2 separate regions of the Mus musculus genome follow, and region 2 is linked to region 1. A link is a contact called in ENCODE Hi-C data. All regions are on one chromosome and are shown on one strand. The core of a region is the stretch at or near the end of the contact, and the rest is flanking DNA. Distances in the headings are between cores, read along the strand shown. Region 1 holds the start of Mat2b (methionine adenosyltransferase II, beta). Region 2 holds the start of Pttg1 (pituitary tumor-transforming gene 1).

The links. A loop is a pair of places that touch in the nucleus more often than their neighbours do.
Region 2: a map of regulatory T cell shows a loop between it and region 1 (5-fold over the local background). The contact joins the promoter of Pttg1 here to the promoter of Mat2b in region 1. A Hi-C loop is called at or near these places in 2 of 37 maps with a recorded cell type or tissue (Patski and regulatory T cell).

What each region holds. Positions count from the first base shown.
Region 1 is chr11:40,691,347-40,694,418 of GRCm38, forward strand. It overlaps Mat2b (methionine adenosyltransferase II, beta), which reads right to left and starts at 1,336. Exons shown (of 7, transcript NM_134017.2): 1 at 1,132-1,336. The coding sequence starts at 1,194.
Region 2 is chr11:43,424,880-43,427,982 of GRCm38, forward strand. Pttg1 (pituitary tumor-transforming gene 1) reads right to left here and starts at 1,372. Exons shown (of 6, transcript NM_001131054.2): 1 at 1,322-1,372; 2 at 704-802; 3 at 1-18. The coding sequence starts at 791.

The DNA of each region.
Region 1 (3,072 bases), core at 86-2,585:
TGTAAAAATTTCCCATTATCAACTGGTTGTGGTGGCTCAGATCTTCAATCCCAGCACTCCTCGAGGCAGAAGCATCTGAGTCCAAGGCCAGCCTGGACAACACATACTGAGTTCTAGTTTGGGTTTCTATTGCTGTGTGAAAACATCAAAGCATTGTTTGGCAGGAGGTACTTAGCTTACCATTTCCACATCACTGTTCGCCCCTGAAGGAAGTTAGGACAAGACCCTGGAGGCAGGAGCTCACACAGGCCTTGTGAAAACTGCTTAATTCCTCAGCCAGCTTTCCTAAACAACTCAGGACTATAACAGCCCAGGGGCTCCGTCCTCCCAAGTCAATCGCCAATTAAGAAAAGGCGCTACAGGTTCACCTAATAATAGCCTAATCTTATGGCGGTATACTCTTAACAAGAATCCCTCATCTCAATAGGGACTCCCTTATCTCTAGTAACTCTAGCAAGCACAGGACCCTCCCCCAAATTAAAAGTTTGCATTAAAAAAAAAAAAAAAACTGGCCACATCCTAGGCGTTTTTATATCAGCAAGACACATTAGTTCATCGACTGTGCTGGATACATTCTGTAGGTCAGTAAGTACTTAACGGGCTTGAAACACGGGACCGTGGACCAGACTTGGAAACATGCTGGGGGAAGTTTACCAGACATGCAATTTCTTTCAGCAGTCTTCCACCACGCAAAATACAGCGGTTCAGAAAACGTAGAAGCTAAAAGCCCAACACTGGAATTCCTGCTCAAACCTTCCTGAATAAACTCGAGGCGGTGCCCGTCTGCCTACCAGGGAGCCTGAGCGTTCACAGCACCGCACAGTCGGAAATCCTGACAGCCTTAAAAGTGCCTCAAGGAACCCGCCCCGTGCAAACTATGAATTCACCAAGTTGACCCCGCCGACACCGCCATTTATGGAAAGTCACTCTCCCCCTGTCCTTAAAGATCCAGGAACACAAAACAAAGATGATGACTACTGAAACGGGAGCCAGCCCGCGGGAGGCGGCGGGAGGCACCGGGAGTCTCCACCTCCGCGCTCCCCGGGCTGCAGCGGGCGTGAGCGCAGCCCTACAGGGAGAGAGGTAAACAAACTCAAAGGCGCCACCCCGGCTCCATGCCCCGAAGCTCACCTCCACCAGCTGGCAGCAGCCGGGGACGAAGTGGATGGAGAGCTCCTTCTCCCGGCCCACCATGCCCGCAGTCTTTGCGCCGCTTCAGTCGCGACCGCAAGCTCCACTAGCGCAGCACTGCCAGGGGCCGCAGCGCCCGCGCCCTTGGCCCTCCTCCCCTAGGCCCAGGCCGACCCCGGCTGCCGCTTCCGGCTTCCGCCGCCCTGGCCGCGCCTGTTGATTGGCCGCCTCTCGCCACGCGTTCAAAAAGGGGCGGAACCTCAAGGGACGCTGTCAGCCCATGTGCCAGTTCTTAAGGAGATAGAGCGTTAGAACGCAGGCACTGGTGCCAAGCGATGGATGCAGGCTTCCTTGGGTTTAAGAGTGTTGGCTTTTTTGTTTGTTTTTTTAAAATCTCTCCTACTTATTCCTTCTTAGTGAAGGGTAAGGAATCGATTCGCCTAGGTTTGCAGACTGCGAAATGCCTAGGAGTCAACCAAGCATGTATTATAGAAAATAGACTAAAACATCTGTAAAGTTAGGAGGCAAGAAGGTAAGGGTTGTCCCGTGAACACAGAGCTAAGGCTGGACTGAGTTGGTTTTAGGCAGTCCGAACCTCAGGCTGGCCTTGGGCTCAGAGAAAGACCTGCAATTTCTGATCCTCTCTAGTTTCCTTGTCCAAAGGCATCAAAGGGTTACAGGAGTGAACAACCAACCTAGGCAAGGTGCGGTTCGTCCTTTAAGGCAAGAAGAAAGAATAAAAATAGGACTGTGCTCAGAGTCATTAACATCCCTGAAAGCTATGTTTTTCTGGAATGCTAAAAAAAAAATGCTGTGAAGTTTGAAAACTGTTTATTTTTAGCTAATTAAAAATAAAAAGGTGTGGGAGAGAATGTTACTTTCTAAAAGGCAGGTTCTTCGTATTTCCCCCCCCGCAGAACCACAGGAGAAACTCAACTGTGCTAACAAGCCCAGTCAACTTTTAAGTAGATTTAACAGGCGTCCTGGCTGCCCTTTGGAGGCTTCACTTAGGGGACGACGACGCCCGGGGCTGCTGGAGCCAAGCCAAGGAGGAGCTGCTAAGACTTAAAATGAGGGAGCCAAGGAAGGGCGGAATGCCAGGCGCTCCTTCCAGCCCTGTGTGGTTGTTCAAAAGTTAATCAGAAACAACAGCTCGCAGGGTCTGACTCAGCTCTCAACTGTAACCTGCAGGTTACAAGCTCCGAAGCACAGCAACAGGCAAGCCAGTGAAATTTACCCTGAAAAAAAGCCCGGGCACACTTTTTCTCCGCCCACTCTCTACCCAACAATCTATTCCCATCCAGACACCCACGATAAGGGATTTCAAAACTCGCCCCAAAACGTGACCACTGCCTGAATTACCCCCAAAGGCCTCATTTTCAGAATCCTTTTGGTTTATTTTTAGACTAAGGATTAAGCTGCCCCTTGGGAAAAGTTTTCCTCAGTCAGGTGATAGTTTTTCTCCCACCCCCCCACCCCACCCCCCCCCACTAAAGAATTTATTCCCTCACTCTTTGGAAGAGCAAACAAAGGCAGCCTAAGGCTCCCTACTTTTCGAATTTTTTTTTTATAATCCGGGTCTTATGGTTATTAAAAGGGCTAGCTATCCCAACACTAAATTATAATAATAATTAGAAGTCCGAGGGAGGGACAAATCCAAGATCCCTCATCCTAATTAAAAGTGAGAATATTTCAAGTTTCTGGTTGATGTGTGTGTAGTTTGCTTCCTAGAGGGGATCATAAAATGTACTCAATAGGAAGACTCAAAATTTTCCACAATTAGTGTGATTCTCAGAGCAACCTTGTGAAGAGAGTGAGAAAATGTTTGCTTGCCTATATATAAGAGTACGGTTTGACACAAGTCAGGCAAAAGTTGGGTATAGCTTATTTAATAAGAAAAGGCTCTGTTTACAGCCAATGTCTGACTTCCGATGGGGGTTG
Region 2 (3,103 bases), core at 122-2,621, 2.7 Mb after region 1:
TCCCATCTAAGGCCTTGACTGTTGAAAAAGGGATAATCATTAAAAAAAAAAAAAAATCACAGACTCAGTGGGTAAATAAAGGAGCTTTCGGCTAAACCAGACAACCTGAATTCAGTCCCCAGAACCCACACAGTATAAGGAAAACCAATTTCCACAGGTTGTCCTCTGACCTCCACAGGCACACCACGGCATGCGTGTGACCCCACACATACACAAATAAAGGTAATAAATGTATTGCTCTTAAAGATTAGGCCATACAACTTAACTCAATTCTTACACACAAACCTGTGCCTCATTTGGGGCAGTTACTTAGCACTCTAAATAACCTCATTAAGACAATAAGTATGAACATAGGCACCATGGCGCACGCCTTTAATCCCAGAATTTAGGAGTCAGGGGTAAGTGGATCTCCTGAGTTCAAGGCCAGCCTGATCTGCATAGCAAATCCCAGGCCAGTTAAAGCTATGTCTCAAAAAACCGATTTAAGCAGAGCGCCTGGACACGTGACTTAGTAGCATTTGAAAAGCTCCAAGTTCCATTCCCGGCAGTGCATAAGCCAGGCAAGGTGGCCCATGCCTGTAATCACTGCACTGGGCAGGTGGAGTCAAAGGATCAGAAGTTCAAGGCCCCCCTAGGTTACATTGGGAACTGTAGGCTGGGACCATTCACAACACCTGTGTATCTCAAGGCAGGAAATACTTACCACCAGTGCCCAGCTTCAACCCATCCTTAGATGCCAAACGGCGGCCGGGTTCTTCATTATCCTTATCAACAAAGATAAGAGTAGCCATTCTGGATTACTCTAAGGGAGAGACCTGAATATTAGGATATTGGCATTGAGGACGGCTGGAAAAACTACGCAGTAACAGAGACCAAGCTTTACCCAGGGCACCTATGCACAAAAATTTATAAGTAGCTGGAGAAGTCAACAGGCTTAATCCAGATCCTAAATCTGCACGCCAGGGTCATAAAACACTCAACTCTTACAGAAATCAGTTTATGTTGGCACCCATCAAAACTGTCTCCAGCCTACAATCTCTGCTATAAAGAGAAGCCAAGAGGATGCTCAAATTTGGCCTCCTGCTACATAACAAGTTCAAGACCAGCCAGGGCTGCTTGAGATCCTGAAGTGGGGAGGGAAGAAGAAAAGTAAAAACAGCGTTGCTGTGGGTCGAGCACGACAAGAGCGCCTCGGGACGCGGGGCCGAGTGAAGCACACGTCCCGACCCTGCTTCAACCTCCAGTCCCGGGTCTGCCCTCCCCGCCACCCCAAGCTCGCCCAAGACGCCCTCACCCACGACGAGCTCACAGCTAAACTCACCGAAGACTGCGCCACCAACGACCCGGCACACCGCAGTTTAAACTGTAACTCAATTGGTCCCTCCGAGAGGAGGTGGGGCCTACAGCCTGAGAACCAATGGGAGCAACGGAAGTTTTCAGCCACCGCCCAGCTCTCGCGTCTGTCTCCAAAGTATTAAGGAAAACAAAACTAAACAAAACCAAAAAAAAAAAAAAACAAACAAACAAACTAGAATCGTACATTGTCCAAAACTCCTGTGAGAGGCTTTTTGTTTGCCACGACATGGACCTGCGAGAAGGTACTCACCCAATAAACGTCTTGTCCCTTTAAATTTGAAGGGCTTTTTTTTTTTTTTTTTTTTTTTTTTTGGAAACAGGTTTTCACAGGACTCAGACTGTCCTTGAACTGTGCAATGGATGGTGAATGACAATCACTTTTAACTCCTGAGACTGCTTCCGGTCTTCCAAGGACTAGATTAGTGGCTGTGCCACTGCTCCAGGCTCACTTTTATGGTTTTGGCTTCTTTGAAAAAGTCTCTTACTACCCAGTTCAGGCTTTTCGGAAACTCACTAGCCCAGGCCTGCTTCTGACTCAAGATTCTCCTGCCTCAGAGCTCAGATCAGAGTAGCCAGAGTGTAATCTCTAGGGGAACAGGCCTGCGCAGTAGATACTGGAGTTTGGAGAAGACTAAAAAGGAATAAGTAGTAGAAGAGACCAACATGTACATAAAAACTTAACTGAAGAAGCCAAGAGGTTTAATCCAGACCTTAAATCTTCAAGTCAAAGTCAGAGGCACTAATCTACTGAGAAGATGGTTTGGGTCTTGGATCGGCCCCCACCAAAACCTATCCAAGACTGGAGAGATTCCTGGGCAGTTACAAGCACTTACTGATCTTGAAGAAGACCCTGGCTGTCCTGGGAATCACTATGTAGACCAGGATGGCCTGGAACTTAAGACATCTGCCTGCCTTTGCCTCTTAAGTAGTAGTTAATCTCTGCTTATTTTTAGAACTTGTGGAAATTTGGCAGGTTTGAAGACAAAGAATGGAGATTATTCAAGAGCCCAGGACTTCCCATTGAAATAAGCATTGTTAATAATAACATTGGAGCCTCCCCCTGCACACTTTCTGCTATGTGTGTGATTATATTTAATTAACATAAAAGTTCCTTAGTCTCCTTTGTGTGTTCCTGAAAACATTCTAAAGTTCCATGATTGATACTGGGATACTTGTACTAGGAATTTCACCCACCCCACCCCACCCCCTCCTGCTGGACAGACCCTTTCTACAAAGGTTGTGACAGCTTGTAAAGTCCTCAGCTCTATGGAGCCACAGGAGATGCTGATGTGTGACTGGTGAGTGGTAGATCAAGAAAGCTTGCTTGCTTTCTTCTTCTTCTTCTCCTTCTTTTTGTTTGTTTGTAGAACATGAGTTTAATATTTTTAGCTGTTAATATTCAATAAACGGAATAATTATTTTAAGATATATTTCATTGTTATGTCTCTTTTCATTTCTGGTTTTATTAATTTGGATACCGTCTCTGTGCCCTCGGGTTAGTCTGGCTAAGAGTTTATCTATCTTGTTGATTTTTCTCAAAGAACTAGCTCCTGACTTTTTTGTTTTTTGTTGTTTTGTTTTTGTTTTATTGGTTTGGTTTGGTTTGGTTTTTGGTTTTTCGAGACAGGGTTTCTCTGTGTAGCTCTGGCTGTCCTGGAACTCACTTTGTTGACCAGGCTGGCCTCGAACTCAGAAATCCACCTGCCTCTGCCTCTACCTCCCGAGTGCTGAGATTAAAGGTGTGCAC